2 separate regions of the Homo sapiens genome follow, and region 2 is linked to region 1. A link is a loop called in an ENCODE intact Hi-C map of the cell type or tissue named here. Cell type or tissue: GM12878. All regions are shown on one strand. Links, peaks and the distances in the headings refer to the core of each region. The heading gives the core; the rest is flanking DNA.

Region 1 (16,750 bases), core at 3,569-11,568:
GAAAAGACATCAGACTGGGGACTCCAAAGAATACCTGATAGGCTATAAGGAGCCATATTTAGTTCTGAGACAGTGGGAAGGTATTTTCTTCTACTTCTAACTGTCCAAGATTGAAAAAAGAATGTGTTGAAAAATCAGTTAAGCATCAATATACAGTGTATATTGTTCTAAGCCATTTTGATCCCTCCATCATCCCCACTGCTCACTGGTTTTGGCCATTCATTGTTGAATTAGTTCCTTTTCTGGGAGAAGTATTAGGCAACACTCAGTCTATCAGTCCTGCTACTTATTAGCAATTCTGCCATTTGAAACTATAGGTTAAAATGAAATTTGGAGATTATTTCTGGATCCCATATCTCTTCCCTATTTCTGCACTTCAATAACATAGAATTAGTCATAAGCCATTAATCTATTCAGACATGTTAGGGTTACATAATTCAAATATTTATTTGTAAAGAATAATATCCTCATATTCCCATAAATGTCACACAGGAAGTCTCTCAGCATGCAGCCTCAAACCAAGCAAAGGCCTCTGACAATATAAATGTCCTTCACAGACAAACATACACACAGACAGATGTACTTCTATCCCCTGCTAATTTTAGAAACCTGATGAAACCCTTATTACACTTGTCCTATTTTCCTGTATCTTTCTCTGGCCTATCATTTTTATTTTCATTTCCACTTCCATAGTCCCCTCCTCATCCTCCTCTATATTCCCCCTTCATCACATACACCAGCTTAGTCAAATGAAGTCACAATTTTTTCTTTTATACACGCACCCCAATTTTTTTCTACTACACTTGATAGAAAATATGTAAATATTGTAAAAGCTCTTTTCTCAAATTTAAAATGTGTGAAGGCTTATTATTACTATTAGTAATGGTCTCACACATTTTGTTAAAATGGTTGGAAGGAAGGCAATAAATGGAGCAAGGAGAATAGTCTTTATTTGCATATGAAGCTGGATAAAAGTTTAAATGTGATAGTTAAGCTTAATCCACAAGAGACCATGCCTTTGAAGAGATTGTCTTAAAATAGCTGGAATGGGAAAGAGCGACTAGATGTGGTTAATGATGACAGGATCTTCTTTGCTGTTATTCTGCTTCTTCAGCCTTCAGTCCTAACTTATTAACAGCAGATATACCTGCTGTAGATCTCCACACTCCTCAGTACAAATAAATGCTCTATGCAAAACATTTGTTCTAGACCTCACATAGAATTTGTAAAATCAAGTAGAAATTTTTGAAGTCAGACAAAAAAAAATCCCACTTGTTGGCATTATACTTTCTAAGAAGCTTTATCTAACCACCAATTGACTGTGACTTCTAATTCTTCATTATTAAGTTTGTCTACTCTCTTATCTCCATTGTTAAATATTTGCTAATATGCATGCAAACAGTTACAACTACTGGAATGATCTGACCAGCAGGTTTTTAAAATATATTAATTATATTTTTCAGTGCTCCATTTATAAGCACTCATTTGGTTTTCATAACAACTCTGTAAAGTGGGTATTATTGTCCTAAACTTATAAATAATAAAACCATGTCAAGGAGCTACTAGTTCATACAACTACGAGTGGATGAAGGATCAAATAAAGCTGTCTACAGGTTTGTTTTAATACACAACACTGCCTTTCACAAACAAAAAGAAGTCTTTCATAATGGGACTAAGTACCATTTTACCATAAAGACTTCAATATTCGCATTATTACTTTATATAAATAAAGTTTAAAAACCCTGCAGAGCACTTTCTAATTCTTTGAAAACACTCAAATTGTATGTCTATCCTCAAAGCATTAGAGAGAAGCAGCACAGGAATTAATCACATTTTGCAGATGAGAAAACTGAGTTCAAGTGAAATATAGACTTGCCCAAGGCTGTATGGTCATTAAGCAATGAGACCAGAACTAACCCATGGTCTTCCTAGCTGACTTTTTCCACTGTGTTTGAAGAAGTCAACTTTGAAGTGCTGAGCTGAATTGTGCTTCAAATTCTGTCTGAAATGTACTAATATATACAGAAAAATATTCATATGGTACCAGAGAGAGCTGGTGTAGGGGAGAAAAGCTAACGGATACATGGTGATTGTTGGGGAAGGTGTTGTCAAGATCCTCATGGGAAGGCAGGTAGGCAAACGAGGAAAAGATCCAAAGTGATCTTCAGGGGCCAGATGCTAGTTCATTCTTCCTGCAGGTGGTGTGCCTTAACTCAAAGTGGGTGAAAAAGGCAAGAATTACTTGTTCAGTTAAATGCCAATGTGATTAATGTAGCTGCCAAAGTTCATGAAACATTTCTCTATTGGTTTGTAACAAACAAATCCCAAAATAAATAATGTCTCAACACAAAAGAAAGTTACGTTTTGCTCAAGCAGATTCCACTTGGGGTTTTGAGACAGAGTCGTGCTCTGTTGCCCAGGCTGGAGTGCCACTTGTGTATTTTTAAGGGAAACGTAGCAATTCTTCAGGCATAATCCAAAGAGACCAGGTGCTTTCCATCTATGGCTCTGCCATCTTCCACATGTGGTTTCCAAGGCCTTATGCTTGTCAGCAGTTCAGCCAGGAAAGAAAAAGAGCAAAGAAACCTTCCAGGGGAAGGTTTACATGAGACATATTCCGCTCATATCCCACTGGTAGAATCAGTCACATGGCCACATCTCTTTGTAAAGAAGGCTAGGAACTATGATCTTACTGCATGCACTCAAGAAGAGGAGAAACCAGATTTAATGAAGATCTAACATTCTCCCACAGCTCTGCTCATAGTGCTCTCTTTCATAAACTAAAATTTGCAGATGTGTGTTTCCTTAAAATTTAACCCATATCTAATGAGATTCTCCAGACAGGCTCATCAAAAAAAACAAATACATTTATTTTTACCATTGTGTCAGAAGTCCTACATCACCAGTCCTAGGGGCCATAAAGAAAAAAAAAACATCCAACTCCACTTCAAAAATGATCATTGGTATGATCGCTTTATAAATGGCCAAACTCAGCTGCTAGGTAAGATTTTAATTCAGCATGAAAACAGAAATAAGCAAAACCTTGAGCTTGAGGGGATGGACATAGGAGATAAAGACCTAGGTCTGAATCCTCACTATGTCTTTTGTTAGTGATAGCTAATGTTTAATAAGTGCTTTCTAAGGGCCAAAACCCAGTGCTTGCACTTCACATGCACTATCACAGTTAACCTTCACAAATTCACTTTGAGAGTGAATTTTATGAGTGAGGAAATAGGCTTAATATTTGTTTCACTTCCAAGAACACAAGAGGTTACAGAAGTAGGCTCTGACCTAGGTCTAATATTCCGATGCTATGCTGTTTCTGGAACTGACTGAATCTCTCTGAACACTGGCTACTGCATTTGTAAAACATGAATAATTATACCTTTCAGATTTGTTGCAAGCAGTAAATGACAGCAGGAATGAAACGTAACACAGTACCAGGCACATAATGAAGTACTCAATTTGTTACGGTTATTATTAAACACATTAAATACCTATTTTCTCAATACGTGCTTTAGTCTACCATAGTTTACCTCCAAAAAATACATCTGAAAAAAATTATTGTTTGCCACACATCCATTTTGGACACATATCTCTGGAAATTTATCAAGGGGCAGCTTTGCTAGTGATTAATAAGGATTTATATAGCCTCTGCAGGGGCAGAATATAATACAAAATAAATATGATCTGTAAAGCAGCAAAAAAAAAGGAATGAAATATAATGGCAAATTCATAATGAAACATCCCAGCTATCAATCTATAAGCTGGCAGACAAGAAGGATAAATACTCTCATTATGATTTTAGCATGCCCCACTTAGATCTATATGAAATCTATTGTGCACATTCCCCTCACCATTTAGATGTTCCTTTGCCAGATTTGACATGAAAGCATTTCCCAGATTTAGAGGTTTCACTCTGTTGGGGACATTTTGTAGGCAGCAGTGTGGACGCACAGTTACTGGCCCTGGTTGAATGACAAGGAGAGACAGGCAGGAAGGGGCTGTGTATTTATTTCCTTGGGATGCTCCATGCCACCATAGGGATGGACAGCAAACAGTGATTCAGGAACTAGTGATTTAATATAGGCCGTGTATCCACAGTCATTTCCCCTCTTCGACTAACTCCTCTGCTCCCAGAAAGAACAGAAAATGGAGCTAGACTGGAAGATGTCAAATTCACACATGGCTCAGCAAGTAAAAAGTATGGATGCTTTTGAACAAAGTCAAGGAGAACAGAATGGCATATTCACAGGATTGTGAGGAAGAAAGTCTGACAGAGACAGAAGTCCCTTTGGAGGATGTGAGATACAAAGCTGAATTAATTGTGAGGGCCAGATATTGACAGCACTTGGAAGTCAAATATAAAGCCATATTCTACTCTTACATTATCTCACTCAACTTATTTAATCTTCATAAGTTTCCTGTGAAGCAGATGCCATTTCCTCATGTTACAAATGAGGAAACTGACACTTAGGCAAGTTAAATGACATGCCAAAGATCACACACTTTATGAATATCAAAGCTCAAATCATTTTTACCCTGAATCAATTCTCCTGATACAGTAGATACTGGGATGCAATGGAAGGGTTTTTAACTGCTACTGACTTGATGAAAAGAGATACTTGTATAATAAAAATGAAATTGAAGTTTAAACCCAAGTAATTATTTTTAATTGATAGATAAAAAATGATATCATGCACAACATATAGTTTTGAAATATACATTGTGAAATGACCAGATAGAGCTAATTAACATATCCATTACCTTATATACCTGGTTTTTTGTGGTGAGAACACTTAAAGTCTACTTTGTTCGCAATTCAAGAATACAATACATTGTTATTAACTATCATCACTATGTTGTACACCAGGTCTCTTTTTGTTTGTTTTCAGACAATCTCACTCACTCTGTCACCCAGGCTGGAGTGCAGTGGTGCCATCTTGGCTCCCTGCAACCTCTGCCTCCTGGGTTCAAGCAATTCTCCTGCCTCAGTCTCCCAAGTAGCTGGGACTACAGGCACCGCCATTATGCCTGGCTAAGTTTTCTATTTTTAGTAGAGATGGGGTTTCACCATGTTGGTCAGGCTGGTCTCAAACTCCTGACCTCAGGTGATCTGCACACCTTGGTCTCCTGAAGTGCTGGGACTACAGGCATGAGCCACCGCTCCCAGCCTACAACAGGCCTCTGGAAATTATTCCTTCTACCTAACTGAAATTTTGTAGCACTTGACCAACATCTTCCCAACCTTCATCCCCCTCCTTCCAGTAACCTTCCAGTAACCTTCTACTCTCGCTTCTGTGAATTCAACTTTTTTAGATTCCACATATGGGTAAGATCATTTGTCTTTCTGTGCCTGATTGATATATAAAAACTTGTTACTTTTGGATGGAATTACCTACGTAGAACGGCCTTACCTCTACCTGAAGGGAATGAACTAAATCAGTGGTTCTCAGAATTGTTCCAGACCAGCAGCATCCACATCAGCTGGGAACTTTCTGGAAAGGCAAATTTATAAAGACTGCCCCAATCTCCTTAATTAGAAACTCTCTGGGTGGAGCCCACCAATTCGTAGTTTAACAAGCCTTCCAGGTGATTCTAATCATGCTTAAATTTGAGAACTATTGTAACAAGCCAAACTGAATGCACCTTTTGGAAACTTAAAAGAAGTAAAATCAGAGCAAAATGTCCATTTAGAAGACAGGAAAGAAAGATTATCTAAGGCTCAAGAGTAAAATAATTAAGCCCTTTCTACCAGTTTTGTGATCTTCAGCAACTTACTGATCCTCATTTTTTCCTTCAGTTTCCTCATCTCTAAAATGTAAATTTCCTCTAGCTCACTGGGATATTGCAAGGATTAAAGAAAACAGTGCTTGTGTTAATAAGATGTGCGTGCTAAAATTGTGAGCATTCAAAAACATTAGCTATTATATATTTAAGTTAACACCAAAGGCAAAGCTCAACAAAATGCCCAAAGCAATAATTGAACTTAAGAAAACTTACAAATCAGAAGAAAAACCAACCAAATATAAACTAGGAAGAACAGCAAACCAAATGTAAATGAGAACATTTACTAAATGGAAAAAAAAAGTTCCATTTGTGAAGTAATTAACAAGAGAGGTAGTTAATGAAATTGGATTACTATTCCATAGGCCCAACTTCCATTTTGAGGAGGAAGAAGTAAGTGTATCTAGTCCTTAGAGTAAGGCATTCTGGGGATAATATGTGTTCTCTTAATCCGGAAAATCTGGAAAAGTCAAGGCTGGGGAGAAAACAATGAGATAACAAGAAGCCCAAAGCAATACTCCCTTGATTCAAAAAAAAGGCAACCAAGTCAATTTAAAAAACAACTGTTTGACAAAAGAAACATTTCAAAGAGCAAGTCTGGCTACCAGTAAGAAAATGTAAAATAAGCCTAACCAGAATAAAAAGATTAACTTATTTGCCAATTCAAAACCTAATTTCAGGATAATGTAAACCCAAAACCAACTAAATTTTTAAAAATCCATAAGAAATTCTCAAGAAAATATTAAAGATTTAAAAGTCTAATTATGGTAGAGACAGGCTGAAAGAAAATTTCTGTGAATCAAGACCCTCTTAAAAATTCTCGAGTCATTTCAAAAATTAAGCTGATAACTTGAAGACTAAAGCAGAAAGAGGCCCTTGGCAAGGACTTCCAACTCACTTCATTTCATACAAAACCTGCGTTGGTTGGTCTGTCATCTTCCTACCAGAGTAATGGAAATAATTTTCACCATATCCATTTTTTTCCTGTGGTAGTCTATTACTTAGCACATTGTGGAGCACGTCCGCTGAAGATGTACAGATCAACCTGTATGCATCATGTCAAATTCAACCTTTGCAGGCAGATGAAGGAAGAACCATATATATGTGTACATAGACCTTGGCAGTCAGGCAAAGAGAAAACCATCATCTCTCTCCCACCACGTTTTCCCATCTAAAATGTTTTCCTGGACCATCTCCACCCAGACCTTATGAAAGCATGGAGACATTTTATTAACTTTAAAAAATAGAGTCCCCGTTTTGGGATGTTGTGTTTGACCTCTACTAACTCTAATATGGATGGTACTAGGTTCAAGAGGCTGAAGAAGAGACCTGGAGCCAGTGAATGAAACATAGGGTTTATAGAGGGGAACTTACATACACGGTATTCCAGTGGCGGTGGGCCGGACAGGAAAACCACAACTGCTTCTAAAAAACATTCAGTTTATATAGCACTTTCACTTAGCAATCTCCCCCAGCAACCTCCACATGGCAACTTTAATTTCTTAAGTTATTGCTCTCAGGTGGATCTTCCACACATGGGGCAGAGATAAATGGGCTATAGAGTTAGCTTGAAGAACAGGTGGTATAAGAAGTTAATATTTATAGTCAACTATATTGGGTTATCTAAAGACAGGTGTTTTAGATGATGAACTGGTGTGAGCTACTGAAGAGCTGAGTGCCAGTTTCAGCTCACTAATTTGCTACCCAAAACAAGTTAATTCCTGCCTCTGTGCCTATCTCTGCATCTTTAAGTTTGAAAGATTAAACTTATCAGATGTTTCCAAAATTCTTGGACACCACCCCAGAACTTTTAATAAGAATCTCAAGAAATAGGGCCCAACATATCTATTTTCAAAATATCCAGCTCTGGAATAGTTTGCAAATTGCTGGATTAGATGATTGCTAAGGACCATTTTTGTTGCATATGTTTTGTACCTAGCATTGATATTTTATTTACATAAAGAGCAGAGAATATATGGTTTTTAGCCTTAAAAAACTTTAAATATAAATGGAAAGTAGTACTTCTCAGTTGTTCCAGTTATTTATTGCTTAGTAACATACCACACCAAAATTTAATGGCTTAAAATGATACATTAATTTTCTCATGAAGCTGCTATTCAGGCAGGGCTTGGTGGAGACAACTCATCTCTAGCCCACTCATCATCATCTGGGGCAGCTCAAGACTGGTGGCTGGAATCATCTAAAGGCTTGTTCACTAGCATGTTTAGTGATTGATGCTGGATGTCTGATGGAACCTCAGCTAGTGCTGCTGGCTAGTGCATGTGCCTCTCTATATGGTTGCTTAGTTTCTTCAAGGCATTTTGGTTCCAAAGGTGAACATCTTTAGAAAGAAGCAGCAGGATCAGGAAGCCTCGCTGCTTTTGACAACCTGGGGTCACTAGTTCACATTCAGCTGGCACTTCTACTTCCTTCTATTCATGAGGAAATCAAAAGTCCTGTCCAAGTTCAAGGGGTAGGAAAATATACTCTATCTCTTTTTTAACTGCTTTATTGAGGTATAGTTGACAATTTAAAATTACATATATTTAAGATGTACAACCACTTCTCTTGAAGACAGAGTGAAAAGGTCCTGAAAGAGCATGTGGAATGAGAAATATTTCTGGAAAATACAATCTGCCATACCAAGGAATAAAATAGAAGATGTAAGAGGAAGGATAAAGGAGACAGTAAGAAATTGGGCTGGATTGGTACAGTTTACAAGATTATAAAGGAACCTGAAAGTCGGGTGGAAGAGTTTAGATATATTTAGGTAGGAAATTGAGCCATTGAATGGTTTCAAGTAAAGATTTTTCTTAGCAAAAATTCTTATTGAATCATATCCCAATAAGAAGTATATTGTGATTAAAGGTGACCTTTGCAAAGCACTTTAGGGAAAGTACTTCACAGGCCTACAGCACTGAGCTCTAATTCTCCTCTGTGACATTTTCACATTTTCTATAGTTATAAATTTTAGAACGAGGATAATGAAAGCGCTTCGAGGTATTTACTATATGTGACTTGGGTTTTTAGTTCATTATTTTATTTAAGCATCACAAGAGCAATAGGAGATTCATATTATTATTCTCACTTTACAGATGTGGAGACCGAAGCTCATAAGTATTAAATAACTTCCTCAAAGTCAAATATCATCTGATTCATAAAGCTATTATTAAAACCCAAGTCTATCTGATTACAAAGCAAGCACTCTTCTCACTATGTTATATTACATGATCGTATCTCTTTGAAGATGAAAACTATATAGCATGTTTTATGTGAAAATACAAATAATATAGTAATCTCTCAATATATAGGTTTCAATATCAGGTATGGAGAATGGAAGCAACAGTTAAGATTCAGATAATACTCTCTGATTTAAACTTGCAATAAGGACTTTTTGGGAGAAATTGGAATGTTGGTAGCTATATCCCATGATATCACAAAATATCCTCCCCCAGCCACACACAGAAACATACCTAAACAGCACAATAAACATAGTCTCTGAAGAACTGAAAGAAAACCTCAATAAAGTGGGAAAAATTTATGGAGATTTTATGGCCCTTCCTTCTTCCCTTTCTATTTTAAAACATTTATCTATAAGGGTCCAAGGTTTATATTTCTTCTCCCTTGCAGCTGCATATATTGTCCTTATTCTGAGATTTAATCTGAAACCCTAACCCAAAGCCATCCCTGTGACCAGGGGAAAATTGTGAGATTGACAATATAGGTTTTCATACCTCTTAGATTCTAGAGTGTCCTGTATTGATTGAAATAAAAAAGTTTCTGATATTATACTTGTCAGAGGAATTTACATTACAACAAGGGCCTGTTGGTATAAAGAAGAGTAGGATTGCAAACCTAGTGAATGGCTGGAGAGCAAGATCTCTGTGGGCTAGAAAAGAGTGTTCAGCCCCTCCTCCAAATCTATCATGTATACACTAATGCATTAACTTCAAGTCTGACTCAAACCACTTCCATATGTAATTCCTCAAGAAGAGAGCTGTGTGAGACTATGATAATAAGATACTACACTGAAAGGTTTTATATCCTTTACAAAGCACATTCACAAGCATTATCTCAACTAGGTTCACAAATGACATTCTGGGGTAGGTATTATTAGCATCATCTTACAGATAAGAAAACAGAGATGCCAAGAGCTGTTCAAGACCCTAAAGCAAATGGGCAATGTTACCTCTCTAATCTAGCTCCTCTCCTTATGAATCCACTATACGAAGCATCCCACACCCAGGTCTGGGCATTGCTCTCTTGTGCCTGACCATCAGCATAACTCACACTCCCCTCTGGGAGGATACTTATGACAGAGTATAAGTATAAGTAAGACTATTAGAGAATGTGGAAGCTTTACATGAAAGAGTGTGCAGCAGACAGGCAGTGCTAGAAACACTTGCCCTCATAAGTTTTTGGGATACAGCCCTCCGCAATTATCTTAAGGGGTCCAGAATATTTGGGAAAGATGTCATATTACTATCTTTCCCAAATATTCTGGGCCCCTTAAAATAATTGCAGAGGGCTATCTTACAGATTCTACTCTATAGTGGAGAGCATGAAGAACTTTCCAAGACTAGGCCCCACCAAGAGGAAATACTATCCACAGGAGCATGAGGTTCCAAGGCAGGAGTAGCAAAGATTCCCCAACAGGCCACATGTCATGGGTCGCCCCTAGGGTGTCAGGGACGCTTAAAACCTTTTGCTGCCATATCTACAATGTGAGGTTAGTGTGGGTGAGCACCACCATCTCAGGTAAGAATAAACTCCTACTATATATGCCGGGCAGTCTGTCAGCATTCTGATGCATGAACAGGTGAATAAGGAGCTGAATATACAAAAATAGTGTTAAGAAACTTACAGGAAGTCCAGCATGGTGGCTAAAACCAGTGCTGAGATAGATTCTCTACCGCATGGAATATGATATGCCTGCCTTACAAAAGATACATGAAAAGCACTCCTGGAAATATGTAGAAAGGCACCATCAGAAGCAGACATGGGCTTTCCTTTGTTCCTCACACCCAGGCTCTTCGACTCCTAGCCAACAACCCATGCTGGTCCCCCTTGCTGTAGTCAAATCTAGGTACCTTAGTTGTCTTGGCATTTCATGATCTAGTGTGATAAATGGCTGATTTATGATGTGGAACAAAGTTGGGCTTTCACATTTACATATGTTACCTTACGGAAATTTCCCTTCCATCTCATAACTCCAGAGCTGGCATGTGGGTCATTTTCTTTTCCAGTTGGCTTTGTTAAACAGCAGCAAAATGTCTGGGCGTTTGGCCACAGCAGAGGGGCAGGCAATGCTTGACTGAGATAAAGCCTGTTTGACTTGGCACATGTGCCAGAAACCCCTGAGGGCAGTGGGAGGTATGCTTTATCTAATTATTCATGGCCATGCTGCTGAGTGGAATGTGACATTGGCCAAAGGATAAAGATAGCAGCCTCTATCATCTTAGCATAGCCCACCTTGGAAAAGGAAGGCTCAGATTTAGAATACCACCCTCCAAATCTAGAAACATGGTCACCAAAAAATCTTACTTAAACATCTGGGAAGATGAAAACAATATAAGTAGAAATCTTCCCCGGTCACCTTCAGACAGCTTGGATTCAGGGCTCAAGGCCACCTCACTCTCTGACCTTGGAGAAGCCACATAGTCTCACTAAGCCTCCAATTACAACATAATGTGAATGACTTCCTGCAGAGCTTCTCATGAAGAGCTTAGGAGAATAGGAAATTGGGCTTTGGGCTTTTGGAGTGGAAAAATTTTAGGTGGATTATGCTATATTATCATTATAGTAAAATGTATACATGCCTAATTTTTCTGTCATTCATGGCTAGGAGAAATTTTTAAAAGAAGGGCCACATCTCCAGAGTTTCTAAAAGAAATCTAAAGATTTACAAAACCATGGGAATTTCTTTTGTCTAAAGTTGAAGATAAAGTATCTACCTGATTAAACGAGCTCACTGAGGACAAAGACAGATGTAGTCTCATTCACCTCTGTATCTTGAGTGTCTGGCATGTAAGTGTACAGATTAATATTTGTTTTAATGAGTTAATGATGGAGAGAAAAGAATTAAAACTAAACAGATGTGTCTAATCCCATGCCTAGGAAAAAAATAGGTTCTTGATAAGTATTTTGTTTCCCCTTTTCTCCTCCCTTCCTTTTTATCCAACTTTGTCAAAGATACAAAGCTTCTTTCAGGTAGGCATCAAGCATTAAATATCTTTCAATAGTATTAACTTCCTAAGTAGATTTTTCTAATGTTTTCCTCATCTGGCTCTATAATCTTTATTTTGTGAGTACTTTGTTGATGTTCTGTTCTTAAGTGGAGGCAGGGAGGATGGGTAATGGAAAAGTCAGAAAGAATGGCAGGATAGGTCAAATATATCCATACCACTGAGAAACAAAACTCAATATATGACTAATAGAGGGTCAGTCATGTATTATATATATATATATATATATATATATATATATAATCACTTCAATAGAATTCTGTGCTGCATTTAAGAGGAGACAGGAGTGTTTTGAACTTAAGTGGATAGACTGCTAGAATTCCAGAAATATTTGTCAATACTGAACTTAGAATGAAAAAAAAAATGTGCAAGTTAGAGGATGCCTTAGGGATCATTCAGCTCAACACCTTTATTCTACAAATCAAAAAACTAAAGCTCAGGGACATTCAAAGTCCACATAGCTCAGCAGAATCCAGCCATGGGCTTCATCACCTCTGTCTCACCTTTTAAAATTGCATAAATTCCTAGCCCGATGCATTGCTAATGCCAAAATTCAAGAAAGCTGATTTCACGGGGCTTATATATCACTTCACTCAAAAGAAATATTGGACAGAGATGCAGTGGTATTTTTAGTGATTCTTGGGTACAGCAGCCCATTTGGAATCAGCTTTTTTGAATAATAGGGTTGGCAAATGCCACTATGGCCTGATAAAAAGTAGAAGAAGCCAAGGGCCTCATACTGGCTTCAGATTTGAAAGTCAACTCTGATTTTGCAGATCATGTGTAGCAAAGATGATTGACACCTTTCAGTATGGACAACATGTTCAAAGAGGATTTGGGAATCATAAACTTAGCTCTAGTCCTGGCTCTGGTCCTGGTAATCAAGTCACTTAAAGATGTAGACAAGGCTATTCACTGCTCTAAGCACTCATAGGAGTTGGAAGAGACATTTTATAAGTTCCCTTCCATATGTAAGTGTCCATGATCCCATTATACATTTAATTAGCCTGAGAAAAATTTAAGCAGAGAAGCCTTGAGCCATGCAGCGAAGTTAGCTGACACATCAGCTTTACTATGTTTCAGTATACTCAACAAAGCATGTTTTATCTGTAAAATTTTCTCTTCATTACAGTTTCTAAACCCTCACTAACATGTATCAAAACAGAAATGATAATAGACTTTCTAATACCTTCAGGGTAAAAGGGATTTCAAAGCCATTATTTTCAGAGAAAATTGATGAGATTTATACTTTACATTTTAAGCCATATTTTCTATAAGCTCATTTTATTTTATAAAAAGGTTGTTACATGGGCAATGGTGATATTTAATATCTTTAATCTTATACATAAATCAAAGCCTTTGTTCTCTTTATAGGTTTTATATTGTCTCTAAGCTTCTGCCTAAAATACATTCAACAGGGTCCAGTTATAATCTTCACCAGAAGTACACAAACAGATCAATAAAGACCTTGGGAAGACTCAATTGGGATACCTTGGCACCATCAGTTCTGGTTGCCTATTTGACTGAATCCATTTCCTGCTTCTGCATCCTTACACTGGTAAACATCCAAAATGGTTAAGATCTAAAATACCAACAGAGTAAATGTAACTATAATCAGCTGTTTTTATTAATGATTTCTTCAAGAACATAACACAGTCCAATAAACATGGAGTTGTTCAATGTGGTTGTTCTAAAAGCAGCTAATAGCAGGATGTAATTTGAAGCAGCTTCGGCTCACTTACAGAACCCTTGCTCTGTTAATTGTGATTTCACACCCCACTAAACAGCACAGCCTGGAGCTAACGTTTGCGCAGGGAACAGTTAGTATTCTGTAGTTCAGTTCTCTCCACTGTTGTTCCTCCTGTCTCCCTGTGGTTAACTTCTTCTTTTTTTAAAAGCTTAGTAGACTGAAGTTGTTCCCTTTCACAAGGAAACATTCTTTTTTTCCCTTCACCTGGCAGGAGACAGCCTGTGGATATACCTATTATTTCGCTTTTTGCTTTTGTTTTAATCTTTCACCTTTTCACCATTGTTCTCAGAGCATACACTTTATGTTTCCTACAGCTGACCATCAATCCCTGTTATTAAACAATGGAATATATATATTTTTTGTTTTGGCTCATCCACACTAGTACCCTTGACTCTTTATTTAACTAACCATCCCCCTCAGGAAGTAAGAATATTGTCTAATGAAAGGAAAACGGCTGCAGGAATTCGAAGTCATTTGGAGGCAAGTAACAAGTCTCTGACTAGAAGAAAAATATATATTGGAAGAACCAAGCACAATATGTTACATCCACAGATGTTCCCAAAGAGGCACCACATGCAGACTAGATTTCATTCAGGGGAAGAGCTTTTAAATACATTTTAGGCAAGACCCTAAAATAGAAATACCTGAATAATCCCCTTCCCCAGGGACTCCGATATTTCGTAAGAAAATTAAGAAGATCAAGGGTCAGCCTGGATGATACCGGAGGCTTTCTTACTAAAACATTTTATAATCTATAAATACTCATATTTTAAAAACAAAAATTTAGTTACAGTGCAGGGGAGAGTGGCTATTTAGAGAATGGAGCAGTGGGACTATTACATTAAAAGGTATACTGTGAAATTTTTCATAGAATAGGGCTACTGTCCTGTTGTTCACTGATGGTCATGAAATTAACTCAAAGTCCTCAAAAGAATACTTATCTTCTCCTTTTGGCTTACCCATGTCGAAGATAGTGTCATTGTTCTTGACATTCCATATGTTAATCCTCCGCAGTTAATAATAGTGAATTCCAAGACAGAGGTCCAGAGTAAGTGCTGAAGAAGAATTTGTTTAAATCAATACCCAAAGATCATTCAAAACACACCCAGATGCTAACACCTTAGTTAGATATTTTATGCAAAGTTGAGGCAACATTAGTAATATTGAAAGAAACTTTTGTGCTCATTCTTTGTACAGCTTAAAATAACATATAAGGTGATATTTCACATGTAAAAAATCAGGGCTTATTTTCTAATTCTTACTACTGGCATAGTTTTTCTAGCTAATAAAAATAGCTTTTAAACAAAATCTGCTTTTCCCCTGATCTTCAGCTTTCCTCTGGGTGTCATGTGAAACACCATCCTTTGGGTGACATCTTGTGTGCCCCACCACAGGTCCTATAAAGTGGCAGCCCTCCCGTGGTGAAATGGGTTACTTGTAGGCTGTGAGAAGGATGCTTGGGTAGTTCAGCATCTACACTACTGAGATAATTTTGGCTACATTTCGCAGGAATTGCAGTTCAGGGCTTTTGAAATTCCCCAAGGTTATTACCCCATATGTATGCTAAACGGCAAAGTGTAAATGTCCTGTGCTAAGCCACAAGTAAAAGAAACATCTGGACAGTGGATAGAATCAGCACCAAACACGGCCTTGATGAGAAGGCTAATGGATGCCAGATGTGGAAACAAATTCATGTACAAAGGTCCCCTCTCTAGGCAGGATCATTTCTAAGTGTCGTGACCTAGAAGAAAAGTTCTCCTGAAACTGAAATGAAGCATGTATAGACTTCAGAAAAAAGTATTTTTGAGGCAATAATAATGTAGGAATTTAAGTTAAGCCAACACAAATATGTTCTAGGAAAGAGAAGCACCAGATAGACAAACAAGCTGCTGGAGGTGCCTAGATTGTCACATCTTCCTTACTGCTTTTCAGAGTCCTCTGAGACATTAGGACACAATTCTCAACAGATGGGAGTTATAAAAGGAGTTATCCCCAGTCAAAAACTGGGAATCAGATAATTCTATTCCACTACTCAGTGACTGAGGAGTCCTGAGCAAGTAGCACTTAAGTTTGCCCCTAAGCTAGTTTTACTCATCTATTTATAGCAGAAATCTTGGAAAGAGTAAATGAGCATATGTAAAGCAACTTGCATACAAGTTCAAAAAAAATTGGTTACTTTTCCCATTCAAGAATGAAGAAACTAGTGAAAAAGAAAGCTGAGGTTTGTCGTAAAGTGATAAAAGGAGAAAATATATATTCATTAATTTAGTCAACAAATATTTATTGCACACCTAATATATGCCTGGCAATGCATTATATATCAAAAAGAAAGATTATGCTAATCTACACAGAATTGCTGCAGCTCACAAGTTTAGCTACGCTAACTAATTTACACAAAGCTTTCCAAGTATCTTGCACTACAGTTTACTTTGTGACCAATAGCATGCTTGTGTAATACAGACTATGACCAAATATGTAACACCAGTTTTGTCTAGAATAATGCAACTTGGACAAATCAAATGATGTAGGCTTTACTAGTTCTATGGGCTAAGTAACTGAATTAGCTTGCCCAGACTTGGAAACATATGCTGTGTTAGGAATGAAAAGAAAAAGCATGAGGAGTTATCTTAGTGTTTCCTAGCCACTAAAGAAATTGGGCCGTAAAAGAGAAAAGAAGTGAATGGATAAAATCATTGAAACTGGTGCTGCTAAGATGAAATTTAGAGTGACAAGAGATATTTGCATCGTTCAAGTGACCACAGGTGAAGAATACAAGTTTAGAGCAATATCTTAAATAGACTAAAGTAGATTAAAAAAAAAAAGTGTGTGAAATCTGAATGGAAGAAGGTTGCAACAATCAGAAACAAAGATCAATAAAAGATTGATGTTATCTAAAAATAGCAACAGAGAAAAGAAAGCCAAACTTGGAGCTACTGTGAGCAAAACAGCAACTAGGACTTGGCGAAAG
Region 2 (16,750 bases), core at 3,443-11,442, 48 kb after region 1:
ATTATCCAACTCCTATCACTTTCTCTTTTCCTCAAGAGTCCAAGCAATGTCACCAATAACTTATTAAAGTCATGGTCCTCCAGGCTGCAACTCTTCCTTATATAATGTTGAAAAGATGGCCCCCTGGTAAAATTCACTCTTATTAAACCCATGCTGATTCCTAGTACTTTCCTCGTTCAGTTCTAAGTGTTTCCATGCTCTCTGTTAGCAAACTTTGTTCTAGAAGATTACCAAAGCACATCATGCTTATTCATTTATATTTCTTCTTGATTTATATATCCAGAATTTGTCCTTCCTCCTTCCCTTTCACCCTGTCCCTTTCACCCTGTGGGAGTCCTCCATTGTGTGTTTTTCAAGAATTATTGATAGTGATTTCATAATGTAATCTGCAATTTCTTCCAGAATTCATTACTGGGGACAAACTCCATTCATCTGATTATGGGGTGGTTTTTTTTTTTTGTATTCTCTCCTACTTTTGAGTGTGATAACCTTTTTATATTATTTGTACTGCCATTTCCATGTTAGAAACCATTCTCAATGGAGAGAATGAGAAAGTAAGAGGGATGGAGCAGCATCTTTCTTTTATTCATATAGAACCAACTTTCCCATTTGATGATTCTGTATCTTCCTGCCACATCTTCTCCTGAAACATAATTTCAAATCAAAACAATAGCAATGACAAAAATCACTTTGATGCATTTTCACATTCTGCGCTTTAGCGTCCCTTATTTTTACAGGCTTATGTCAATCTTCTATGTTGTATATGGGGACGCCCCCAACATACATACAGACAGCACCCATTCTGTGTTGCTGGTTCTTCTAACACCAAAATCCCCCAAATGCAGCCTAGCACCCAGTGGATTCTTTAGAGTTTTCATCTTCTCTTTCTTGTTGAGACTATTCTGTATTGTATGAATTATTTTTATAGTCCTCCTGTATTCCATTTTAGAGTCTTAATTTATGTGAAGCATATCTCTTTTAAAGTATTTTTTTCCAAAGCATATATAACTACATCCTGTTTTTCCTTCCTCCACTCTATCTAATAATAACATAATTGGGTAACTTTCTTCCAAAATTTTACATTACTTCTCCATTCTAAAACAATTTTTCTTTTATCATTCAAAATGATGTCCAGTGTAGGAGTTCCTTTATTTCTTTATGCTTTCTCAGAGAAACCATATGGCCAGTAAAGTAAGTCAAGAATATTCCAGAACCAAGCTTTTAGACAAATGAGACAGGAACCCAGTTAACAACTACCTGGATATTCCCCAACCCTAGTTTTAAATTTATGTTAAAAGGAAAGTTCCTGCTAACAGCAACTAGGCAGTCTATGGTGTATACCATAATATTGCTTCTGTTCCTCTTGTTCTTTCTACCTGGATGCCTTTCTGTGTTTGAAGCCTCAGGTTTATAGTCACACAGTAGAAGGTAGAGAGGAAGCTGTGAGGGGATAGCCATAGTCCTTGAAGTCAAAACACCTGGTTTTACACCTTGATTTCACCCACACATTCTAACCATATGGCTATGAACAAGTTTCTTCACCTAGCAGAACTGTTTTTGCATATCTAAAATAGAGATAATAATATCCACCATAAAAAGTTATTGTGACTATCAAAAGAGCAAAATATGTTTGTGTGTGTGTGTGTGTGTATGTACATACCCAGTACATTGGTACTTGGTTTTACAACAGAATAAACACATTTTTTAAATGAATAAACCAAACTAACATTCTTCTTTACAAATAAGGCTGAGGTGGATGAGAAAGAGAAAGGAGAGAGACTTATAATCTATTGCCTCCCATGGTGTTTACTTTTAAGCATTTTAACCCTTTTAATCTAAAGAAACTAATTTTAAAAGGAGCAGCTCACTGTGATAAAATTACTTCAATACTTCACTCCATGATTCATTTGTATTACATGTGTTTCTAATGTAACTCTGAATATCGTAAGTTTGACTATATTATCACCCCATGCTATTCAATATAGGTGATACAATTGAGATAATACTTACTATGTTCCAATTTCACGTTTCAACTCACCAAATGTGCCTCCTTTTTCTAGAGTCAGTTGTGGTCTCCTCATTAAACACACACACACAGAGGAACATAAAATTATTCTTAAAATGTTGGCAATAGTTGCTGTTTTATTCTAGCCCACAGCCTTCCCCAAAGTTACAGCTCATTGTGCCCCTTTCCAATGCAGAGAATCTTTCCCACATTGCTGTTATTCTATGGCTAGTTCGTTCTCTTGCAAAGCCTGCCTTCATTGTAAATTATTCTCGTACATCCTGGAGAGTTAGACATGAAGCCTATCATTGAAAAACAAGAACTTTTTTGTTTTTTTTTTGAGCAGTTTCTCATTACTCCTACCCCTATGGGAGAGGAAATTTCAGCAGTTTAGGATTGTTTCACTGTGATTCTTCGCTGCCAGAAAATAATGTCCAGATATTTTTTAGGTCCTTTCATTCTCTGTCTCCCTGAGGGGTTCAGGTCCTGATTAATATAACTTGAAGATGAGAAAATCATTGTATCAAGAAGAGATGGCCTCTCCAGTGCTAGCCAGAAACCTCTTAACAAAGTCAAGCTATGCATAGACAGGGCTCCTATCACCAAGCCTTCCATAGTGGTACATAAATCCAGTGGAAGCCAGGCACTCATTCTAGAAGTAATGACAGTACCTGTTTGGTGACACCTGCCATTTCAGTCAGGCTGAGTGAAGCAATATTCCTATGCCTAAATAAGTCAGTATAGGCCATTTTGTCCAGAGTCTCCTAGTCCTGAGAAGAGAAGAAATAAATAATATATTAGCCTTTACCCCTTCATCCACCCATTCACCTCCATTCCCCTGGATTAAAGAATACTAAATGCAAGAAAGATTTGGGGTTTTAATTTTGCATTATATTGTGTGTTAAGCCCCAGATTTCTAGCTGTTTTATTTGTGGTTGAGAGGTAGCAGGATTGGAAAAGATATAGAAGATATTTTTGATAGCTCTGGACTATATCTAGTGTTGATTTTAATAGCAGGCCAGATATCCAAGAACATGCTGTGTAGCTGTGTATGAACTTGGCTGTTGGTTTCTCTTGCCAGATGAAATTATGATTAATCGGGGCTCAGATGTCAGTTGTTTTATGTTGCTTGTGCTCTTTGCTAACAGCTGCCTATTTCAAGCTGTGCTTGCTACATGTCAAATATAAACGTGAAACCACAATTTCCAAAAGGAAAAATTTCAAAGTACTAATATTCATGCCAATGTAGACAGAGCATACTGTAATAGTCAATGTCATTTCTGATTAAAATCCACTTAGTATGTTACATAATTTAACTTAAGTCAGTATAGAGAAAGAACTCTCCTACGTGAGGTAGACAGGAGAAATTATTTTTAAAAGCTAATTATTCAGTATGCATATAATCTGTTTAGATATTTGTAAATATATATCTCTTCAAATACTGTATGCATAAAATGCTCCTCAATAAACAAGTGTCACTTTCCTTTTTATTCTACAATAAATAAAAATGATAAATATTGTTGATAGTCAATTATAAAAAATTTAAATATTTGATTCAGATTTAGGTTTAAATACTTGGAAGTAAGTGGTCTGTTCTTGACAAGGTCCTCAATACCTTTTAATTTTTTTTAATCAAAAATGATGTAAGAATAGAATTCTATATTATTTCTTTTCACATAGTCCAAGCAGAAAAATATTTTAAAAAGAAAAAGAAAGTAAAGAAAATATTGGTCAAGATTTTCAGGAGTTTAGAAAAGCGTATGCCTAAAATGTTGGGTGGTGGACTAAATAGAATTGATTTTTTTTTTTTTTTTTTTTTTTTTTTTTTTTTGCTTAACCTAGATGATAAATGTCTAATCTGGACTGCCCATGTGGCATGCAGTTCCCAAATTAAACTCTTTCAGAGACTGCCGTTTTTAGCAAAAGAGGGGGAAGTGAGAATTAGACAACACCCTTGCTCTTTCTATACAAGTGCAGTCAAAAACCGAGTTTGGCCAATTCACTGTAGTTCATTGCTTGAGCTATATATAGCAGGACCCCAGAAACTTAAAGAAACCTGAGAGCCCATGGACAGGTTTTATCCTAGTCTAGAGTCTAGCACAGAGTATAGAAGAGAGTGTGGTGCCCTTCTCATTTCTCTACTCTGCCCTTTCCTGAAGCACACACTACCTGTGTGAGACCTGCTTCCTAGTGTCCAAAATACAGTATCCAAGGAAGCATCTGGTATTCATCTCAAGAACTAACAGAAAAATGTAGCCATCTAGAGTAGAGGGAAAAGGGAGTCAGTAAAAGGTGTGGATGCTATTATTCATTTTCATGTCCAGTCATCTACCTCGGGGTTTCTAACAAAGGTCCTTCTTCTCCCTCCCCTAGGTGGCAAACCTGCTGCGGCTCTTCCAGATCCCTCAGATCAGCTACGCATCCACCAGCGCCAAACTCAGTGATAAGTCGCGCTATGATTACTTTGCCAGGACCGTGCCCCCCGACTTCTACCAGGCCAAAGCCATGGCTGAGATCTTGCGCTTCTTCAACTGGACCTACGTGTCCACAGTAGCCTCCGAGGGTGATTACGGGGAGACAGGGATCGAGGCCTTCGAGCAGGAAGCCCGCCTGCGCAACATCTGCATCGCTACGGCGGAGAAGGTGGGCCGCTCCAACATCCGCAAGTCCTACGACAGCGTGATCCGAGAACTGTTGCAGAAGCCCAACGCGCGCGTCGTGGTCCTCTTCATGCGCAGCGACGACTCGCGGGAGCTCATTGCAGCCGCCAGCCGCGCCAATGCCTCCTTCACCTGGGTGGCCAGCGACGGCTGGGGCGCGCAGGAGAGCATCATCAAGGGCAGCGAGCATGTGGCCTACGGCGCCATCACCCTGGAGCTGGCCTCCCAGCCTGTCCGCCAGTTCGACCGCTACTTCCAGAGCCTCAACCCCTACAACAACCACCGCAACCCCTGGTTCCGGGACTTCTGGGAGCAAAAGTTTCAGTGCAGCCTCCAGAACAAACGCAACCACAGGCGCGTCTGCGACAAGCACCTGGCCATCGACAGCAGCAACTACGAGCAAGAGTCCAAGATCATGTTTGTGGTGAACGCGGTGTATGCCATGGCCCACGCTTTGCACAAAATGCAGCGCACCCTCTGTCCCAACACTACCAAGCTTTGTGATGCTATGAAGATCCTGGATGGGAAGAAGTTGTACAAGGATTACTTGCTGAAAATCAACTTCACGGGTAAGCCAAGAGCCTTTAAACATCTTCTCAGATGCAAACAAGTGAAATAAAATAGGAATCAAATGCCTCTGTGCCCAATTCAGAAATAATTATTTCAAAGCCATAAAAAGGGTTCAAACTGTTAACCAAATATTCCAGGATGCAATAGGATGGTTCTCTAACATTCTTACTCATTTCTGAATGAACATCTCGGCTGGTACACGACATGGCAATGAAAGGGGCCCCAGGCAGGGCTGACAGCCCACTGTGGTAGCTCCCTAGATTAGGGCCAGGCTAGATTTGAGCTCTTTGTTGATGTTGGCTGCAGGATTATGGCATGTGTGATATGGGCACTTAATCTTCTTTAGCAGAATTGGCACCTCTCTAGGGAACATGAACTTCCAAGCCTTCTTTGTGGGTGACTTGAGCAAAAGAATCTCATAACTTTCACAGTGGGTGACAGAGAGAGAGAGAGAGAGAGAAGTCACTGTTCTCCCAGAGCATAATTAGGGGCAAAACAGAAAAGATACCCAGACCCTAGTGATTTCTAGGCATTCCGTTTATTTTTCTGCTATACCAAAACATTTATATATTATTAATAGTTGGGGATTTTCTCAAAATATGTTATGAAATGAAACTCTTTTTCTGGGAGCTTGACTATAAGCAGGTTGAAGACTAATGGAATTCATTCTGATACAGTAGTGAACATCATACAAAGGTGTATTCAAAGTGAAAAGTGATTTTTGCTGCCTCTTTATTTCTAAATACAGTCTAAATATTTCTCTAACTATAGTATTGCATTGAATGCATTACTACGTAAAAAGCACAAAATCTTTAGGTCTACATTCTCTACTTAGGTACATGGGATATCTGCTTATTAAGGCACTTGTTCTGGGTAGTATAGCTTAATCCCAAATCATAAAATATTAAGTAATATTTGGGGCACAAAGATTTTGATGCCAAAAACATTACAGTGATAAAATGCTTTCATCAACCTGAATTACTAATACCTCTCATGCCACTCAGGCATCGTTCCAATCTGCACAATGTCTAGTCTGCTTCCACAGAAGTATCATCCAAGACCTGAAAGTTTATATGCTCAGATCATACTACCATTGGCGCAAATGGCAGTTCTCACATCTCCCTTATAAGTGGTCACTCAGAAGTCAAGTGGTCTATGAAATCACAGGTAATAATGAAAAAAATGCCTCATGACCATTGGCTTCTATTCCATAATTCTTACCTGCAAGGCAGCCTTGAAAATAAGCACAAAAATCACCACACTGCATGTTGCATAACTTCTTTACTTTCCCCAGAGAGGGCCGAAAGTAGTCAAAATCAATTATGTCAGTAATTCCTCCAATTAATCTGATGGATACCACTTCTTATCATTAGAATGACTACTAAAACTGGTAAAGATTAAACTTTTTCTGTGCCCTGTATTCCCATGAGTGTATTTCATATAGCAATAACAAAAATAAATAAATAAAAAGAGTAATAAATGAGCATTCATCTTCAAATCCCAGGTTAGTTCCTGTTGACATCTCTAAAAATTGAGAATGGACCTTGGAGTCAGTAAAAAAAGAATATCTTTACTCTAAAAATAAATTAACTCTCAGGTATTCGTAAAAGGTATCTGCAATGCACTTAATTCTTAAAGATGAATAAGAATTCAGCACATACTCCCCATCAGACTACCCTTCAGGGTATTATTTATCTTTACTCACCACATATATTAATTAACTTTGTTATTCTAGTTCCTTTCTTACTTTTTAGTATGCAAATATACAAATATATTCACTCATCAACAGCTAAAATAAAATGAACGCTTAGAATTCAGAGAGCCTTTGCAAGGTGTTTTATGGAACCAAAACATGTTCCTTCATTCCAGTGACTTCTTGGGTCTTAAAAGGCAAAGAAAAGTAAAGAAACAAGCCCATTATTTGGATAAACAAAACAAAAGTATCCTCTTTTTGTCTGTCTTGTTCAATTACTCTTTTCAAGTCTACCGTTCAGTTTGGCTGTGCAAACCTGACCACAAAGTGCTATTTTAGCCTTCTCAATTTGACAGACATTACCAGTCATTCTCCATCTCTGAAGAGAGTAGGAGGGTGAAAAACAGATTTAAACTACATAAAAGAGAGGGAATTTAGACCAGCCACAAGGTAAATATTCTCAGCAGTGAGAATTGGACAAGAAAATACATTACTAAGGGAGGATACCAAAATGCTAAGTTAGCTAACTAGTACATTTAAAAAATAAGTCAAAGAACTAACTATAGTAATAGAATGCAGATTTTAGCTTACAGTAACCTGTATATGACTAAATATATGTATATTTTTAACTTAGAGCTAGGTAAAAGATTATAAGTATGTATGCATTATTACTGCTTTAAGCTTGAGATGCACTATGGAATATTTTTTCCTAGCTATTGAAAAGCAGATTTGTTTTACTTTTTTTCTGAAACAGTATCTTTGTTTTTTCTAACTTGAATATTGTGGCAATAAACTAGGCACAATAGTACACACTTAGCAGACACTAAACAGTCTGTTCAATTAGGCTGAAAAAAGTCTTCTTCTGGCTATTTGCATGTACTCAATACATTTACTCCAAGATTCTTCTGACAAGGGACACTTTTAGCCAATTCCCCAATAGCTCTCATCATTATAGGATTAAAAAACTAGGCCTCCTGTGAATTTAAAAATAGATTAAAATACTCCCTGGTACTCAGATGTGTTCCCACTAGCTAATTCCAGCATTGGTCAACATGGATCTTGTTTGAAGCTAACCCAGTTTAAATATTCCTTTTGCAAAACAGATTTTTAGAGCTATGCCTTGCTAAAGATTCTTCCAAATAGTAATCTCTCCTGGCACAGGAGCTAACCACTGCCCAGGTCTCTAGGCTCATCTCCTGCTGTACACTCCACATTCACTCTTCCTTCCATTAGCACTACTTGCAGTTCCCCAAACATGGCATGCCTCTATTTTTGCCTGCATACTTCCTGTGAATGCTATTTCTTTATCTAGAAGATTCTCTCCCCACCCCCACCTGCCTTATCTGGCATCTTCAGTGATTCCTGTGTCTCTTTGAGATCCAATTTAATTGATAGTTCCTTTAGGAATCATTCCTATACTTCCCAAACTAAGATAAATGCCCCTTCTTATGCCCATATCCATCTGGGATTTTGCCTTCCTTCATACTTTATATCCAATACACCAAAATCTCTTGTTGGCTCTACCTTCAAAATAGATCCAGAATCTGATGACTTATCATCTTCTCAACTGCTACCACCCTGGTCCATACCACCATCTCTAGCCTACATTTCTGTGATAGCCTCCTAGTTGATTTATTCTTACCTACTTCAACCTAGCCTCCACAATCTATTCTCTACATGATAGCCAGGATGCCCTTTTAAAATCTAAGTCAAAGTCCTTCCTCTACTCAGAACCACTTGAGTTCCCTTGTTTCACTCATAGTGAAAGTCAACAGCCTTACAATGTCCTGCACACCACCCTCCCTGCTCTGCCCCTACCTATCCTGACTGCTCTCCTGTCCTCACCTTTTACTCTCCTTCTTTCTCACTTCACTCCAGCCACCCTTGTTTCCAACATTAGGGCTTTTCCACTGCCAGTTCTCTCTGCCTATATTGCCCCTAACCCAGATATTTCTGTGGTTAATCCATTCCCTACTTCTTTCAAATATTCATGTAAATGTTATCTTCTCAATGAGACCTACTCTGGCCATTCTTAACAGTGTAATGCATTACCCCCAACCCCCACTACAGATGCCCCTATTTCCCTTGTACCCTGCTCTACCTTTTGTTTTTTCACCCCATGACATTTTCCCCTTCTGTCATACTACATCATCTATTACTTTCATATTTAGTCTTTATTGTTTGATCCTCACACTAGAATATAAGCTCCACAAAAAACAGAAATCATTATCAATTTTGTTCACAAATGCATCCCAAGCATAAAAGGTGTTCAGTAAGTGTTGATTTTGAATAGCAGTTAACCCAAACTTACGTTTTCTTCTCTACCTTTATTACTAGCTTGTGGGCTCTTTCAAGGCATGGTACATATATTTCATCTCTGATCTCAAATACTCAGCATGGTTTCTGGCATAGAGCAGACATTATGTAAATGTTTACCAAAGGAATGAGAAATTATAAAAGCAAGCAATCAATTTATAATATGATTGCTTTGAAAAAATTTTAATATATAAATTTTGTTCATTAACAAATGAATGTCAAGAAAGGAAAGTGTATGACTTCTAGAGTGGCTTGCTTTTTTACCTAAGTACTCTCTTTTAGTTATATTCTATCATTTCATTTGAGATAAATGTAACCAAATATCATTAAAGCTGGAAGAGACCCATCACTGTTTTATAGATGAATCCCAAGAATTGAAAGTGATTCGCCCAAGATCAGTCAGCTGGTTAGTAACAGGGGCCAGGACTGTTAGCTCGTTAGTAACAGGGGTGAGGTGAAATTCATGTCACCTGACCCAGTGCTGCTTTTGCATGTGCACGAGGACTCTGGGAAATTGATGTATTTGATCCCAAACATCTACCACAGTTTCTGATCCATTCTAAATATTAATGAAATGCTATTGAAGGAATGAAAGATGATCAATAGGTTTATAGTATGTTTCCTTTTTTTATTTCTTTTTAAGATACCTTTAATGCTCCTGGTCTACTTTTTCAGTTGACACAAAGGTGGTTCATCAAACACCCAAACTTTGAACGCTGAGCCTTGGATTCCAAACCTTAGTATATTTAAAAATAAATAAAGTTTCAAATCATTTTTTAATTGTTCAGTAAAATTATTTCCATGTGCAAGAGTTATGTCATCCAGAATCCTAAAGTAAATATTTAAATGAGAATTATGTTTGGTGTCATGTGAATTTTCAAACTTACTTTGAGTAAAATTTCAGAATTTATGATGTAAAAGAAAGCTTAAACTATGCAATACAGTTAAGAAAAAGGAAGTCGAGAGGTCTATGAAACATCTAAAGAAATGGAATATCACTGTGATTGTGTTCACAGTACAGTACATTCTTTCTCACTTTTTATCCTGAGACCAGTTCCAGAAAGTCGAATAGAATAAAATCATAGAGTTACAAAAGGCCTTCCTCAAAGATGAGCTTGCCCCTACTTCTCACTTGACAGAGGTGAAAATTCAGGATGTCAGCATTATTATCTTCACTTACTGAAGCACATAAAAATGAACTCAACTGTCAGAGTGATGTGGTAACTGGAGTATACCCAATTTGAAGGAAAAAAGAAAGAGCTTCCATTTGCTAAGCATAACTGCCAGAAGTGCCCCAAGACACATCCAATGTCACGTAGGCATTATCTCAGGAATAACATTTATGCCATTCCTCTCTGCAATTCTTAGGGTTAGGCTAAACTGTTTGAGAATGGAGAAATTGAGAACTTGACACAAAAGAAAATTCATCCAAGTTCACATAATGAATAGGTGACAGAGTAAATGCCAAGGTCCTGATTTAGTCATTCATTCCACAGATACGTTTAGATGTCATGCTGGGACCTGAGGACCCAACAGTAAACAAGGCAGATGCAGTCCCTGCTTCATAGAGCTTACACAGACATTTAACCACCAAAAACAATTCTAAAGTATAAAAGCATGATTATTATGGCTTACAATGTTAGGGTGTTGCCCTAGGATTTTTGTTCTGCTTTGGTTTGGATTGGGAAATTACTATGTATCTTACACCCAGAAAAGATCTAGGATCCCTGAAGAAATCTTACTCCCAGGGCTTCACTTATATGTGAAGAGGACAATTCCCTGTTACTGATGGACTCATCATAACAGGACTGAATAGTATGTACAGCTAAGCTAAGACAGTTTTCTTTTTTATTTGTTTGCTTGGTTGGCTTAGTTCATTGGTTGGTTGCCTTTTTTTTTTTTTTTTTTTTTTTGCTACCAGTGAAGAGACAGACTACTGGGATCAGAGACCTAGAGCCTGGTGGAGACAGTCCAGCCTTCTTCTTATGTTTACAATTCTCTACACCTGGAAGAGGAGAAGAGGCAGAAAATGGGTAGTCCAGCCTTGCCACCCTACTCACCTCTGTGTCTGATTCATCCAATAGGAACAAGGTTCACTCCTGGTTGGGACTATAATCACAGAGCACAGGCCAGGAAGGGCAGATTTTCTGGGACACTGCACTCCAAGGAATAACGTTTTAGCTGGCCCCAACCCAGCAAGGCTCTCCTCTTGAAAAGTACAGGGCCATCCAAGGCACAGTGAGGAAGCCAAAATGGTAATGGCCACATCTTTAGATGAATGGGCTTTGAAGTCCCTGAAAGAGCAAACTGCTCTTGATCTTGCTTCCTCCCCTGGAACATTTGTAGTTCCCACAAAAGCACAGAAACTTGTTCCAGCTCTGCTGATCAAAAGCATTTCCAAAATGTAAAGATAAATATCCTGTACTTCTTTCTTCCCCCTTCTCTCTGGTCAGCTTCCTGGGGTCATAAGAATAAGATTTTAAACCCCCAAAGGGCACCACTAATGTGGTCACTTATTTGTTTATGCACCGTGCATCTGTGCTTTGGTGTCTTAGAGGCTTGAGAAATGATTCCCATTTTAAGGTCATGCTGTGGAGAACAGGAGCCTCTAGGAAACCTAATTTTCCACTTAGGCTTGTGCTTTCTGCTGCTGCTGCTGCTGCTTGTTATTTTTACTATTATCATTATAGTTGTTATTATTATTGTCATTATTATTTAATAATCCTTAATTTATTATGAGTCATTTATACATCCTGTGAGGCAGAAAAAAGTAATGATCCCCAATGAAGTATGAAAGAAATGGATCATACCACCTTGCTAGTCAGAAAAAATTACAGTAAAAATACTATTTCCTTGATGTTTCCAGACTTTTTTGGATACTGTGGTATGTTTACAGGAATATCACTTGCAAAGGTATCTGGAGATTGGAAAAAAATATTCTAAGTATTTTTTTTTAAATGTAACTAAAATCCTGTTTAAAAATCAGTTTACCTTATCTATGTCCCTTTCAAGATAGCTTGTATTATCCCAACAAGAACATAGTCTTCTAAAGGTTTCTAATCTCTGGAAACTTTGTCATAGTAGAGTTAAAAACATAGTTTTTTCCACTTCTGTATACCTTTATGCTATTACTTATCCTGAGCAGGACACTGAGAAGCCAACATACATAAAGGAACTATTTTCAGTAGGTTCAGAAAAGCTATCAGATTGCTGTACTCACCAGGATAGCAATCACATACTGAAATAGAGGAATGTTCTCTAAAGAACTTCAAACAATTATACTGTTATCCAATGGACCATGAGTGTATGGGAAGCTATCCTAAAGTTGAGTTTAGTAAGCCTTCACAGAAACATAGCAAAATTTTCATAATGCCTGAGCAATGAGCATACATCCTAAAGATTAAGGATGCTGATGTTATACTCTGAGGATCAGGCATTGAGAAGGATGGCTAAAGAACTTGAAAACTAGTCACCATTTTCACCTGCCTCTTACCAAAAGCACTTAGCAGGGGTCCACAATACTTCTTATCACTTTATGTGACATCAGCAGGCAAGGTTAGCTAGTCAGTCTATGTTTCTTCCCTGAACCCCTAGCATGGTTCCTGGGGCTACTGTACCTACACTCCAAACTATGATAATCAAAGGATTCATTCCACTGTCTAAAGTATATTAGAATTTGTTAACGTGGCAGAGTCCTCTGAAGTCATAGTAATAACATTCCAGAATATTCAAAGATTTCATTCTCTTTTGTCTTTAAAAAAAAAAAAAACAATTTTACTAGCACAGAGTTGACCATAACTTAAATTTACAAAATAACATCTCAACCACCAACTACAAAATCATATTCATACACACAAAGCTGCTGGACCAAGTATGATTAGATAGTCTAAGATTGCCATTAATATTAACCTACTACTTGTCCATTCATTCTCCCTAGCACACAAGAAGTAAAGTAACGAAAGTTTCTCAAATGTATGTTTTTTTTTTAAATTAAGGCAGTTTAATGTATTACTTTAACCAGCCACTTTGGAAAAGATGATTATTTCTCTTTTACTTTTAGAGTGGGGTTAACACATACAGAACCGAAGTATAGGAGGATAAGTTAAGAGCCATTGGTCTAGGTTAGTTTTTATTTTATTTTATTTTATTTTATTTTATTTTATTTTATTTTATTTTATTTTATTTTATTTTATGTTCCAGGATACAAGTGCAGAACATACAGGTTTCTTGCACAGGTAAACATGTGCCATGGTGGTTTGCTGCACCTATCAACGCATCATCTAGGTATTAAGCCCCACATACATTAGCTATTGATCCTGGTGTTCTCCCTCCCCCTGCACCCCGACAGGCCCCAGTGTGTGTTCTCATTGTTCAGCTTCCACTTATAACTGAGAACATGTGGTGTTTGGTTTCCTGTTCCTGTGTTAGTTTGCTGAGGACAATGGCTTTCATGTCCATGCAAAGGACATGATCTCGTTCCATTTTTTGGCTGCATAGTATTCCATGGTGTATATGTACCACATTTATTTTTATCCAGTCTGTCATTGATGGGCATTTGGGTTGGTTCCATGTCTTTGCTATAGTGAATAGTGTTGCAATGGACAGAATGATTTACATTTCTTTGGATATATACCCAGTAATGAGATTGCTGGGTCAAATGGTATTTCTGGTTCAAGGTCTTTGAGGAATTGCCACACTGTCTTCCACAATGGTTGATCTAATTTACATTCCCACCAATAGTGTAAAAGCATTCCTATTTCTCCAAAGCCTTGCCACCATCTATTGTTTCTTGACTTTTAAATAATGTTTATTAATAAGTTTAAGTTCCTTGTAGATTCTGGCTTTGTCAGATGAACAGATTGCAAAAATTTTCTCCCGTTCCGTAGGTTGGTTGTTCAGTTGAGAAGTCTCTTTTGCTGTGCAGAATCTCTTTAGTTTAATTAGATCTCATTTGTCAATTTTTGCTTTTGTGGCAATTGCTTTTGATGTTTTAATCATACAATCTTTGCTCATGCCTATGTCCTGAATTGTATTACCTAGTTTTTCTTATAGGGTTTTTATAGTTTTGGGGTTTACATTAAAGTATTTAATCCATCTTGAGTTAATTTTTGTATAAGGTACAAGGAAGGGATCCTATTTTAATTTTCTGCATATGGCTAGCCAGTTTTCCCAGCACCATTTATTAAATAGGGACTCCTTTCCCCATTGCATGTTTTTGTCAGGTTTCTTAAAGATCAGATGATTGTTGATGTGTGGTCTTATTTCTGAGATCTCTATTCTGTTCCATTGGTCCATGTGTCTGTTTTTGTACCTGTACTATGCTGTTTGGGTTACAGTAGCCTTGTTGTATAGTTTGAAGTCAGGTAGCATCATGCTGCCACCTTTGTTTTTTTTGCTTAGGACTCTCTTGGCTATATGGGCTCTGTTGGTTCCATATTAATTTTAAAGTAGTTTCCCTAATTCTGTGAAGAATGTCGATGGTAATTTAGTGGGAAAAGCATTGAATCTATAAATTACTTTGGGCAGTGTGGCCATCTTCACGATACTGATTCTTCCTATCCATGAGCATGGAATGTTTTTTCATTTGTTTGTGTTCTCTCTTATTTCCTTGAGCAGTGGTTTGTAGTTCTCTGATACGGTTTGGCTGTGTCCCCACCCAAATCTCATCTTAAATTATAGCTCTATAATTCTCACATGTCATGGAAGGGACTCAATGGGTGGTAATTGAATCATGGGGGCAGGTCTTTTCCACGCTGTTCTCATGATAGGGAATAAGTCTCATGAGATCTGAAGGTTTTATAAAAGGGCAGATCCCCTGTGAATGTTCTCTTGCCTGCTGCCATGTAAGATATGCCTTTGCTCCTCCTTTGCCTTCTGCCTTGATTGTGAGGCTGCCCCAGCCATGTGGAATTGTGAGTCCATTCAACATCTTTTTCTTTATAATTACCCAGTCTCAGGTATGTCTTTATTAACCGAGTGAAAATGAATTAATACAATAAATTGGTACCAGTAGAGAGGGGTGTTGCTCTAAAGATACCTGAAAATGTGGAAGCGACTTTGGAACTGGGTAACAGGCAGAGGTTGGAACAGTTTGGAGGGCTCAGAAGAAGACAGGAAAATGTGGGAAAGTTTGGAACTTCCTAGAAACTTGTTGAATGGTTTTGACCAAAATGCTGATAGTAATATGGACAATGAAGTCCAGCTTGAATTGGTCTCAGATGGAGATGAGGAACTTGTTGGGAACTGGAGCAAAGGCAACTCTTGTTATGTTTTAGCAAAGAGACTGGCAGCATTTTGTCCCTGCCCAAGAGATTTGTGGAGCTTTGAACTTGAGAGAGATGATTTAGGGTATCTGGCAGAAGAAATTTCTAAGCAGTTCAAAATGTGACTTGGGTGCTGTTAAAGGCATTCAGTTTTATGTACTCACAAAGATATGTATTGGAATTGGAACTTATGTTTAAAAGAGGAGAGCATAAAAATTTGGAAAATTTGCAGCCTGACAATGCAATAAAAAAGAAAAACCCATTTTCTAAAGAGAAGTTCAAGCTGGCTGCATAAATCTGCATAAGGAGTGAGGAGTCAAATGTTAATTGCTAAGACAATTGGGAAAATATCTCCAGGACATGTCAGAGACCTTCACAGAATCCCCTCCCATCCCAACATCCCCTCCCATCACAACTCAGAAGGCCTAGGAGATAAAAAATGATTTCCTGGGCTGGGACCAGGGCCTCAGTGCTTTGTGCAGTCTCAGGACTCGGTGCCTGCATCCCAGCCGTGGCTAAAAGGGGCCAATGTAGAGCTCAGGCCATTGCTTCACAGGGTGCAAGCCCCAAGCCTTGGTGACTTACACATGATGTTGGGCCTGCATGTGCACAGAAGACAATAATTGAGGTTTGGGAACCTCAGCCTGGATTTCAGAGGATGTATGGAAACACCTGGGTGTCCAGGGAGAGGTGTGCTGCAGGGGTGGAGCCTTCATGGAGAACCTCTGCTAGGGCAGTATAGAAGGAAAAAGTGGAGTATGAGCCCCCACACAGATTCCCCATCTGGGGACTGCATAGTGGAGCTGTGAGAAGAGGGCCACCATCCTCCAGACCTGAGGATGGTAGATCTACCTACAGCTTGCACTGTGCACCTGGAAAAGCCGCAGACACTCAACCCAGCCCATGAAAGCAGCCAGGAGGGGAGCTGTACCCTACAAAGCCAGAGGGGTGGAGCTGCCCAAGACCATGGGAACCCACCTCTTGCATGAGCTTGACCTGGATGTGAGACATGGAGTCAAAGGAGACCATTTTGGAGCTTCAAGATTTGACTGCCCTACTGGATTTTGGACTTGCATGGGTCCTGTAGCCCCTTCATTTTGGCCTACTTTTCCCATTTGAAATGGGTGTGTATAACAAATGCCTGTACCCCCATTGTATATAGGAAGTAACTAATGTGCTTTTGATTTTACAGGCTCATAGGCAAAGACACTTGCCTTGTCTCAGATGAGACTTTGACTGTGGA

What was found. A loop is a pair of places that touch in the nucleus more often than their neighbours do. Peaks named below come from ENCODE experiments on the same cell type or tissue, not always from the same donor. Only the 100,000 strongest peaks of a DNase experiment are listed, where the experiment ranks them.
Region 2: it touches region 1 in a loop (4-fold over the local background); 2 of 110 quality-filtered maps call a loop at or near these places.

The regions. Positions count from the first base shown.
Region 1 is chr7:86,734,102-86,750,851 of GRCh38, forward strand. All of the region lies in intron 1 of GRM3 (glutamate metabotropic receptor 3), which reads left to right. Among named protein-coding and RNA genes, the nearest start is that of GRM3-AS1, 61 kb to the right of the region's middle. In GM12878, for the core only: no CTCF peak of the experiment used is centred there; no DNase peak of the experiment used is centred there; H3K27me3 peaks cover 147 bases.
Region 2 is chr7:86,781,883-86,798,632 of GRCh38, forward strand. It overlaps GRM3 (glutamate metabotropic receptor 3), which reads left to right. Exons shown (of 6, transcript NM_000840.3): 3 at 4,379-5,234. It overlaps GRM3-AS1 (GRM3 antisense RNA 1), which reads right to left. Exons shown (of 4, transcript XR_007060408.1): 2 at 4,388-5,182; 3 at 1-2,775. Among named protein-coding and RNA genes, the nearest start is that of GRM3-AS1, 13 kb to the right of the region's middle. RefSeq lists an enhancer at 4,052-4,111. In GM12878, for the core only: no CTCF peak of the experiment used is centred there; DNase peaks (open chromatin) are centred at 3,959 and 7,252; H3K4me3 peaks cover 293 bases; H3K27ac peaks cover 625 bases.